Regions from separate parts of the Homo sapiens genome. Here region 1 is linked to region 2. A link is an interaction called in ENCODE POLR2A ChIA-PET data of the cell type or tissue named here. Cell type or tissue: HepG2. All regions are shown on one strand.

What was found. Peaks named below come from ENCODE experiments on the same cell type or tissue, not always from the same donor. Only the 100,000 strongest peaks of a DNase experiment are listed, where the experiment ranks them.
Region 1: POLR2A ChIA-PET joins it to region 2 with 9 read pairs; 1 of 35 experiments calls an interaction of 5 or more read pairs at or near these places.

Annotation. Positions count from the first base shown.
Region 1 is chr22:26,741,727-26,746,726 of GRCh38, reverse strand. All of the region lies in intron 2 of MIATNB (MIAT neighbor), which reads right to left. Among named protein-coding and RNA genes, the nearest start is that of MIATNB, 71 kb to the right of the region's middle. In HepG2, no CTCF peak of the experiment used is centred here; a DNase peak (open chromatin) is centred at 2,116; H3K27me3 peaks cover 242 bases.
Region 2 is chr22:26,516,574-26,521,573 of GRCh38, reverse strand. No RefSeq gene overlaps it. Among named protein-coding and RNA genes, the nearest start is that of TFIP11-DT, 6.5 kb to the right of the region's middle. In HepG2, no CTCF peak of the experiment used is centred here; a DNase peak (open chromatin) is centred at 3,003.

The DNA.
Region 1 (5,000 bases), 230 kb before region 2:
TGAGAGCCAAGGGAGGCAAAGGAAGTGGGAGTGTTGTGGCTTTGCGGCTGGAAGGTGACCCTGGGAGGAAAATGGCAAGGAATTGTCATTGAAAAGGTCCTGTGGCTGTTTTACCTTCTAAATAAGATAAAGATACAGAGAGGGTGTGTTTGAAGTATGGGCTTCAAAGTCAACTAGCCTTGGGTTTAAGCTGTGTGGCTTTGGGCAAGTCACTTAACCTCTCTGAGCCTCAGTTTCCCCATTCCTAAGACAGATGTAATAATCTCCTCCTCACAGGTGGACTTACAGTGCTCATGCATAAGAAACACTTTGAATCAAACCTGGGTCATTCTAGGAGCACAATTTATTGTACCTGTTACTGTCACCACCATCATCACCATCATCATCATCATCCTCACTCTATTATTGTGTCATCTTTGTTTTGTCCAAATAAAGAAACAAGCATTCATTCAATTCCATGGAAAGGACTTGAGAAGCCTAGAGACTTTTAAGTAGCTGTTTATTGTGGTAAAATATAACAAACATAAAATGTATTGTTTTAACCATGTTTAAGTACACAGATCAGTAGCATTAAGTTCATTATTGTCAACTGTCACCACCATCCAGCTCCAGAATTTTTTCATCTTGCCAAACAGAACTTCTGTACACAGTAAACATGAACCCCCCATTTCCTCCTCCTCACAGCCCCAGGCAACCACTATTCTACTGTCCACCTCTATGACCTTGACTGCTCTAGGCACATCCTATGAATGGAATCATCCAGTGTTTGTCCTTTTGTAACTGGTTAATTTCACATAGCATCATGCCTTCAGGGTTTGTCTACATGTAGCACGCATCGGAATTTCATTCCTTTTTATGTCTGAGTAATATTCTACTGTATGGATATGGCACATTTTGTTTATCCATTTATCTGTCGATGGACAATTGAGTGTCTGTCACCTTTTTGCTACTGTGAAATTTGCTACTGTGAATAATGAACGTGGATAATAACACTCCCTCTTCTCCAAAATGAAGATTAAGCTTCAACTATTCCCTAGTGCTCCCACTCAGAGTTTCTCCTCTTGACTGTACATGAAGTCACACCCAGGAAATACCATGATCAGAAACAGGCACTTTCCTGCACTCATGGTGCTCACAGTTGCATTGGGGAACAAATAAATCCACACCCAAAAGGAGACGTTGCTGCCAACTGTGACTATGTGCTATGAAGGGAAAAAAGAGAGGCTTTTGGAAGAGAAGAAAGGTAAAGTCCTGCTTTATCCGGACAGGAAGGATGCCCTTAGAAGGAGCCTCCAGTGTAAAAAGAACTTCCCAGGAAGAAGACAAAAGGCCATCTGAACTATGGCATGGGGTCTTTGCCATTTATTACCCACTGAGCAGGAAGTACATGGCCACAGTGATTTATAGCAGTGTGCTGGGTGCAGCTCATACCAGCCCACAAGAGCTAATCATTAAATTTTCAGGAATTTTATGAGCAGCTTGTGAAATGCAATCATAAAATTAAATTATATAAGCTTACAATTGTATGGAGTACACTAGTTATTAGCATGAATTGTACCTATATGGTTGAAACACATATAATGGTATCTATGCATCTCTCCCCAACTCCACATTCAATGACGTCACACTGGTAGCTTGAAATAAGCCACAATGGGAATATTTACACCAGGGATAATGGCCAGTGCTGCAAATCAGGGTTTGATCATTTTGTTGATTGTCTGGATTTAAGAAAGTGATGTACAGAGTGTTAATAAGACAGGTTAAACTTAAAGGTATTATGTGTCTGTGGCCATTATATTGTGAATGGTACAGACAGCTGAGGAAACATTCTTCTATTATTTAAAAACCATTACAAATGGTCCCCAACTTAGCAATGGTTGGACTTAGAATTTGTCTGAGTTTACAATAGTGCAAAATCAAAAATGCACTTACAATATTCGACCTACAGTATTTTCAACTTACAATAGGTTTATCAGAATGTAAGCTCAACATAAGTGGAAGAGCATCTGTATTCAGTTCAGCAAAGAAATTGTTCACGTCATTGACAACGAATGAAGTACCAACATACGTCTTTGTTGTTTTTGCCTGACTCATTAAGGTAAACAAAAATATCTACCAGCATTCATGTCAGAGCTACCTTCAGAGAGCCGCTTGTTAAACATTTATCAGCACACAACTGAGTCATTACAGTGCCTTTCACATGAAAAATCAAGAACTGTGGCTATAATGGATTTTTTTATTATTTCTAGAAATGGAAAAACTTTTAGAAAGTATTTCTCAGTTAACATTAGTGAGCCATTAGGGTGGTTTGAGGGGGACTCTAAGACAGAGTAACTGAAATTGAGGCTTGTCTAGAAAATTCTCAGATTCGTCATCCTCAGAACAGTAGCTTGAAACACAACTCTGGGCCGGACGTGGTGGCTCACGCCTGTAATCCCAATACTTTGGGAGGCCAAGACAGGTGGATCACCTGAGGTCAGAGGTTTGAGACCAGCCTGGCCAACATGGAGAAACCCCGTCTCTACTAAAAATACCAAAATTAGCTGGGCGTGGTTGTGCACACCTGTAATCCCAGCTACTCGGGAGGCTGAGGCAGGAGAAGCACTTGAACCCTGGAGGCAGAGGTTACAGGGAGCCAAGATCACACCACTGCACTCCAGCCTGGGCAACAGAGCGAGACTCCATCTCAAAAAAAACAAAACAAAACACTACTCTGTTGTGTCCACTCATTCAATTCCATGGAAAGGATCTGAGAAGCCTAGAGACTAAATATTTATTTATTGTGGTAGAATATAACAAACATAAAATGTATTATTTTAACCATATTTAAGTGCACAGTTCGGTAGCAGTAAATTCATTACTGTGATGTGACTGATTGATAGAAGGGGTGATGGGTCGATTGATTCCAGTTCTACTACGAACTTTATGCATAAACTCGGGTAGTTTCCTTTTGCCTCAGTTTCCTCCTCTATAAAATGAAGACAAGATGCTTTCTCTGACTGCGTCTGAAGAGGTCTGGGAATCAGGTACGGGACGAGTGAGTTGGGACTTGCTTGGATGGAATGACAGACACCCAAGGTAAACACGCTTAATGGGGAAAGGAGAGATTAATTGGTTTTCAACATTAGTTTGGATACCGAATAGTTCAAACATTCAAAGGAAAAGTTTTCATGTTTCTCCCTTTATCTGTTCTTTCCTCAACTCATCACAGTGGCCTTAACTGTCTCCTACTCCAGACACACCTTCTCTAATGTGTCTGGTACCCTCCCTACAAACCTCAATGGAAAAAGAGTTTGTGCTGCCAGGTTCAAATACCCATCTCACGGATAAGGCTCTCATTGGCTCTGCTTGGGTCATGTGCTTGCCTCACGGACCAATCACTGTCATCAGAGGTATTGGATGCTGTGATTGGTCAGCCCTGGACCACGTAACTAACCACTTTCTGCAGCCAAGGTGAGCCCGGTCTATTTCTAGGAGAATGGCAATGGGAATGCTCTCTAGGCAGATGAAAGCCAACAGTCCACGTCAGGAGGTGAATGTGTGTTGGAAAGATTAAAGTGACAAGCAGGAAGGATAAGAATGATTAGTCTCAGAATAAAGAGACACGGGTTGCCTGTAGCTTACACACGGACTTAGTCATTTAACAATCTTTTCACAGTGCGTGGTTAATCCTGTCGCTCCATGCTGGAAACCCTGTAAGGTCTTCCTGATCTGGGTGCTGCGCGGAACTCTGAGCTCATTTTGGATCCTCTTCCTATCCTTCAATGCCCCAGTCCCACGGCGCCTTTCTGTTTCAAGACTGTGTCTCTCCCTCTCCTTCTTCAAGGTCTTTTCTTTCTTTCTTTCTTTCCTTTCCTTTTCTTTCTTTCTTTCTTTTTTTTTTTTTTTGAGACGAGGTCTCACTCTGTCGCCCAGGCTGGAGTCTCGGCTCAGTGCAACCTCCATCTCCCGGGTTCAAGCGATTCTCATGCCTCAGCCTCCCGAGTAGCTGGGATTACAAGTGAGTGCGGCAACGCCTGGTTAATGTTTGTAATTTTAATAAAGACAGGGTTTCACCATGTTGGCCAGTCTGGTCTCAAACTCCTGACCTCAAATGATCCGCCCCTGCCTCGGCCCCCCAAAGTGCTGGGATTATAGGCGTGAGCCACTGCCCCTGGCCCCTCAAGGTCTTTTCACAAATGTTTCTTCTCGCCTAGAATGTTCTTCCCCCAAATCTAATCCCAATCAATCTTCTGGTCTGTTTTCCCCATACACCACAGAAACAGCACCGACTTGTTTTTATTTCTCTTGCCCACCAGGGCTCGGCACGGCACATGGCACAAAGTAGACAGTCAACAAATCCTTCTGAGGTGAGTAAATAAATGAGTACGTATCATTCCAACAGTAAAAAGTTGTGAGTTTTCTGCCTTTGGCACACAGATTCACTCATTCTTTCATTCATTCAATATTGCATCATGGGCTGGGAGATATAATAGTGAACAAGAAAGCATTCTTGCCTTCAAGGAGATGCTGGTGGGGGAAGTGGGCAGAGTCATACCAGAGTTGTCACAGAGCCACCATGGGGGGCTGAGGGAGCAGAAAACAAGACTTGGGAAGACAACAAATACTCTGCAGAGAAGGTGAATCCAACATGAAAACTGATAGATTAATAGAAATTAGGTGGATGAAAGCAGGCAAATTGCCATGAGGAGGGGGAATGGAGTGGAGAGTGGGTAATTCTAGGCAGAGGGAACAGTAAGTAGAACTGTTCCCGACTACACGCAGTAAGGGAACTACTGCGTGTAGTCGGGAGCGGGGGGAGAGAGAAGGAGAAGAGAGGAAGGAAGGGAGAGTGAGCATTTGTTGGGGGAGAGTGAGCGGCGAAGATTCAGAGGCTAAGTCAGGAAAGAGGGAGATCCACAAGGCAAACCTGGAACAGCTTTGAAGCCATCATCAGGAGGCTGGGCTCAATCCAATGAGGCCATGAGACCCCAGTGAAGTACATTAAGCAGGGGCATGAC
Region 2 (5,000 bases):
TGTATGTTTTTTTGAGAGCGTTTCACTCTTGTCGCCCAGGCTGGAGTGCAATGGTGTGATCTTGGCTCACTGCAACCTCCGCCTCCTGGGTTCAAGCAATTCTCCTGCCTCAGCCTCCAGAGTAGCTGGGATTACAGGCACCCGCCACCACACCTGGCTAATTTTTGTATTTTTAGTAAAGATGGGGTTTCATCATGTTGGCCAGGCTGGTCTCGAACTCCTGACCTCAGGTGATTCACCTGCCTTGGCCTCCCAAAGTGCTGGCATTACATGCGTGAGCCACCGCGCCTGGCCACAACTTGTTAAATCTCTCAGTTCTAGCCAGGTGCAGTGGCTAGAACTGTAATCCCAGTGGCCTGTAATCCCAGTAAGTTGGGAGGCCAAGGCAGGAGGATCACTTGAGCCCAGAAATTCAAGACCAGCCTGCGCAACATGGTGAAACCCTGGTCTCTAGAAAAAAAAGAAAAAAAAAAAAAGGCACGGTGGCTTGTGCCTGTAGTCCCAGCTACTGGGGAGGCTGAGGTAGAATCACTTGAGCCTTGGAAGTGGAGGTTGCAGTGAGCTGTGATTACACCACTGCAGTCCAGCCCGGGGGACAGAGTGAAACCCTGTCTGAAAAAAAAAAAAAAAAAAAAACCGCTCAGTTTTGGGAATTAACTAGAGTGAGCTGGTGGTTCTCTAGTCAGATGGCAGCTGAAGATTTCTTCATTCATTTGTCTGGTACCTCGGCTGGGATGGTTGGAGCATCTAGAGGCTTAGTGGGGTACCTCTTATGCATGTAGTCTCTCCGCATGGCTAGACTGGGCTTCTTCAGGACGTGGCCATCTCAGGGTGGTTAAACTTCATACATGGTGTTGGCTTCCCCCTGAACAAATGTCACAAGAGTCCAGGAGTTCGAGACCAGCCTGGGCAAAATAATGAGACCTTGTCTCTACAAAAAGTTTAAAAAATTAGCTCGAGCTGGGTGTGGTGGCTCATGCCTATAATCCCAGCACTTTGGGAGGCTGAGGCGGGCGGATCACCTGAGGTCAGGAGTTTGAGATCAGCCTGGCCAACATGGTAAAAACCCGTCTCTACTAAAAATACAAAAAAAAAAAAAAAATTAGCGGGAAGCTGGGTGTGGTGGCTCACACCTGTAATCGCAGCACTTTGGGAGACCAAGGCGGGTGGATCATCTTGAGGTCAGGAGTTCAGGACCAGCCTGGCCAACATGGTGAAATCTCCTCTCTACTAAAAATACAAAAAAATTAGCTGGGTGGTAGTGGCGCACGCCTGTAATCCCAGCTACTCAGGAGGCTGAGACAGGAGAATCGCTTGAGCCTGGGAGGCAGAGGTTGTGGTGGTGAGCCAAGATTGAGGCATTGCACTCCAATCTGGGTGACAGAGTGAGACCCTGTCTCAAAAGAAAACAAAACAAAAAAATTAGCCGGGCGTGGTGGCTCACGCCTGTATCCCAGCTATTCAGGAGGCTGAGGCAGGAGAATCACTTGAGCCTGAGAGGCAAAGGTTGCAGTGAGCCGAGATGGTGCCACTGCTCTCCGGCCTGGGCGACAGAGTGAGACTCCGTCTCAAAAAAATATATTAGCTGGGCATGGTGGCAAGCACCTGTAGTCCCAGCTACTTGGGTGGCTGAGGTGGGAGGACCACTTAAGCCCAGCAGGACAAGGCTGCAGTGAGCCTTGACTGTGCCACTGCCTGCACTCCAGCCTGGGTTGACAGAGCGAGACCCTGTCTCAAAAAACAAAAAACAAACCACAACAACAACAGAAAACCCATCAACAATTGGCCACAGTTATCCTTAAAAAACAATTGATCAGCCTCAATTGTGGGTCAGCAAATGGCTTTCAGATCTCTGGGATACACCAATGTCACCAGAATATTCCCTTTCTTCATTTTGGGGTAGAAAATGAAAACATTTCTTTCGTCTACTATTTAAATTAAGAGGCTAGGTCACCAAAAAACCCAGGCTTCTTTGAGGGTTTCCCCAGCCTGTTCCTTGGGACCAGAGACAACTGGTCCTACCAATGGAAGTGTTCCAGGCCTCTCCGGACCCCACATCTGGGCCCAGAACCAGAAAGACACCTCTTACCCCTGTCCTCAAAGTTGGCCTCATTCTGTGTTCTAAACCCACACTGCTCAGGATAATTAACAATAAGCATTCCATTCCTGCTGGGCATGGTGGCTCACACCTGTAATGCCAGCACTTTGGGAGACCTAGGTGGGCGGATCACCTGAGGTAGGGAGTTCAAGAACAGCCTGACCAACATGGAGAAACCCCATCTCTGCTAAAAACACAAAATTAGCTGGCCATGGTGGCCCATGCCTGTAATCCCAGCTACTCGGGAGGCTGAGGCAGGAGAATGGCTTGAACCCGGGAAGTGGAGGTTGCAGTGAGCCGAGATTGTACCATTGCACTCCAGCCTGGGCAACGAGAGCGAAACTCCATCTCAAAAAAAAAAAGAATTCTTTTTCTTCAGACAGAATCCCTGGCTCCACCACATCAGGCCCTCCTCCAGTCCTTTCATGAATTTGGATTTTTTTTTTTTTTTTTTTTTTTGATACTGAGTCTTGCTCTATCATGGCTGGAGTGCGGTGGCGAGATCTCGGGTCACTGCAACCGCCGCCTCCTGGATTCAAGCAACTTACCAGTCTCAGCCCCCCAAGGAGCTGGGACTACAGGCACATGCCACGACGCCCAGTTAATTTTTGTATTTTTGGTAGAGATGGGGTTTTGCCATATTGGTCAGGCTGGTCTTGAACTCCTGACCGCAGGTGATCCACCCACCTCGGCCTCCCAAAGTGCTGGGATTACAGGCATGAGCCACCGCACCCCGCCAAGTCTGGATTATTTTGATCTAACCTTGTTTCCATTTCCAAACAACAGCTGCTTTTTTTTAAATGGGTTGTTTATTAACTTTTTATTTTGAAATAATTGTAGACTCATGTGAAGTGGAAAAAGTGGTGCAAAGGGTTCCATGTGTCCTTCACCTGGCTTCCCCCAATGCTGATATCTGATGCAACTGTAGTGCAATAGCAAAACCAGGAAATTAGCATTAGTAAAAACTGTTAACTGGACTACAGACCTTATTCAGTTTTCGCCATGTTTATGTGCATTCATTTGTGTGTGCTTACGGATTTTGCTAAGATTCAAAACCTTGCATTTCAGGGTTTTATTTCCTTGTTTTAGCAACAGATCCCTCCATATACTCCTTATACGCCCATAGAGACAAATCAAATCACATGTAAAAACTCAAATCTATAAAGCAAAAGTGGGCTAGGTGAGGTGTCTCACGCCTATAATCCCAACACTTTGGGAGGCCAAGGTGGATCACTTGAAGCCAGGAGTTCAAGACCAGCCTGGGCAACATAGTGAGCCCTCATCGCTACAAAAAGATCTTAAAAAATTAGCTGAGTTTGGCTACTGCAGCCTGTAGTCCAAGCTACTCGAAAGGCTGAGGCAGGAGGATTACTTGAGCCCAGGAGGTTGAGGCTGCAGTGAGCTATGATTATGCCACTGCACTCCAGCCTGGGAGACAGAGCAAGACCCTGTCTCAAAAAAAAAAAAAAAAAAAAAAAAGTGGCTATTTTGATGAGGACCCCATCACTGTCCCAAGCATCAGCTATTTCTCTCTGAAGCACTTTTATAATCGTTAAGGTTTTGTATTTATTTTCCTGCTGGGTTGATTCAAGTTGATTTTATTCAACAGGCTACAAACTGCATGAGAACAGGAATCATTATTTTTCATTGTTTACCATTTATCCCCATAGTCTACCATGCCCAGCATGTTAAGGTTGTAGAAGCCAGCTTCCAAGATGGCCCCCAGTGAACCTGGCCTCCTGGTATTCACACCCACTTTGGCATGTTTTTCCTTTGTGCACTGAATAGGGTTAGGGTTCCATACAGGATGGTGGTTAAATTTGAATTTCAGATAATTTTTTAGTATTTCGCAATATTTTACGAGACATACATATACTATTATTCATTGTTTTATCTAAACTTCAAGTTTAATTGGGCATCCTGTATTTTTATTTACTACATCTGGCAACCCTATATAGGGCTGAATGTGTAACCAATAAGATATTGCAAAAATGGGCCAGGCGCAGCCGGGCACGGTGGCTCACCCCTGCAATCCCAGCACTTTGGGAGGCCGAGGCGGGTCCATCACGAGGTCAAGAGATCAAGACCATCCTGGCCAACATGGTGAAACCCCCATCTCTACTAAAAATATAAAAATTAGCTGGGCATGGTGACGCACACCTGTAGTCCCAGCTACTCGGGAGGCTGAGGCAGAAGAATTGCTTGAACCTGGGAGGTGGAGGTTGCAGTGAGCTGAGATTGTGCCTCTGCACTCCAGCCCGGTGACAGAGCGAGACTCCATCTCAATAAATAAATAAATAAATAAAAATAAAAAATAAAGAAAATAAAAAAATGGGCCAGGCGTGGTGCCCCATGCCTGTAATCCCAGCACTTTGGGAGGCTGAGGCAGGTGGATTGCCTGAGGTCAGGAGTTCAAGACCAGCCTGACCAATATGGTGAAACCCCGTCTCTAATAAAAATACAAAAATTAGCCGGGTGTGGTGGCATGCGCCTGTAGTCCCACCTACTCAGGAGGCTGAGACAGGAGAATTGCCTGAACCTGGGAGGCAGAAGTTGCAGTGAGCCGAGATCACGCCACTGTACTACAGCCTAGGTGACAGAGCAAAACTCAGTCTCAAAAAAAAAAAAAAAAAAAGATATTGCAGAAATGACAGTGTGACTCCAAGACTAGGCCATAAAAGACCTTGTGGCTTCTGCCTTGCTCTCTCTTGCTTTGCTCATTTTGAGGGAAGCTAGCCACTATGTCATAACGACACTTGGTAACCATGTGTAGAGGCTCACATGGCAAGAAACTGAAACCTGCCAACAACCAGCACCAGTTTGCCAGCTATGTGAGAGAAGCACCTTGGAAGTTGGTCATCCAGCCCTGGTCAAGCCTTCAGATGGCTGCAACCCCATGAAA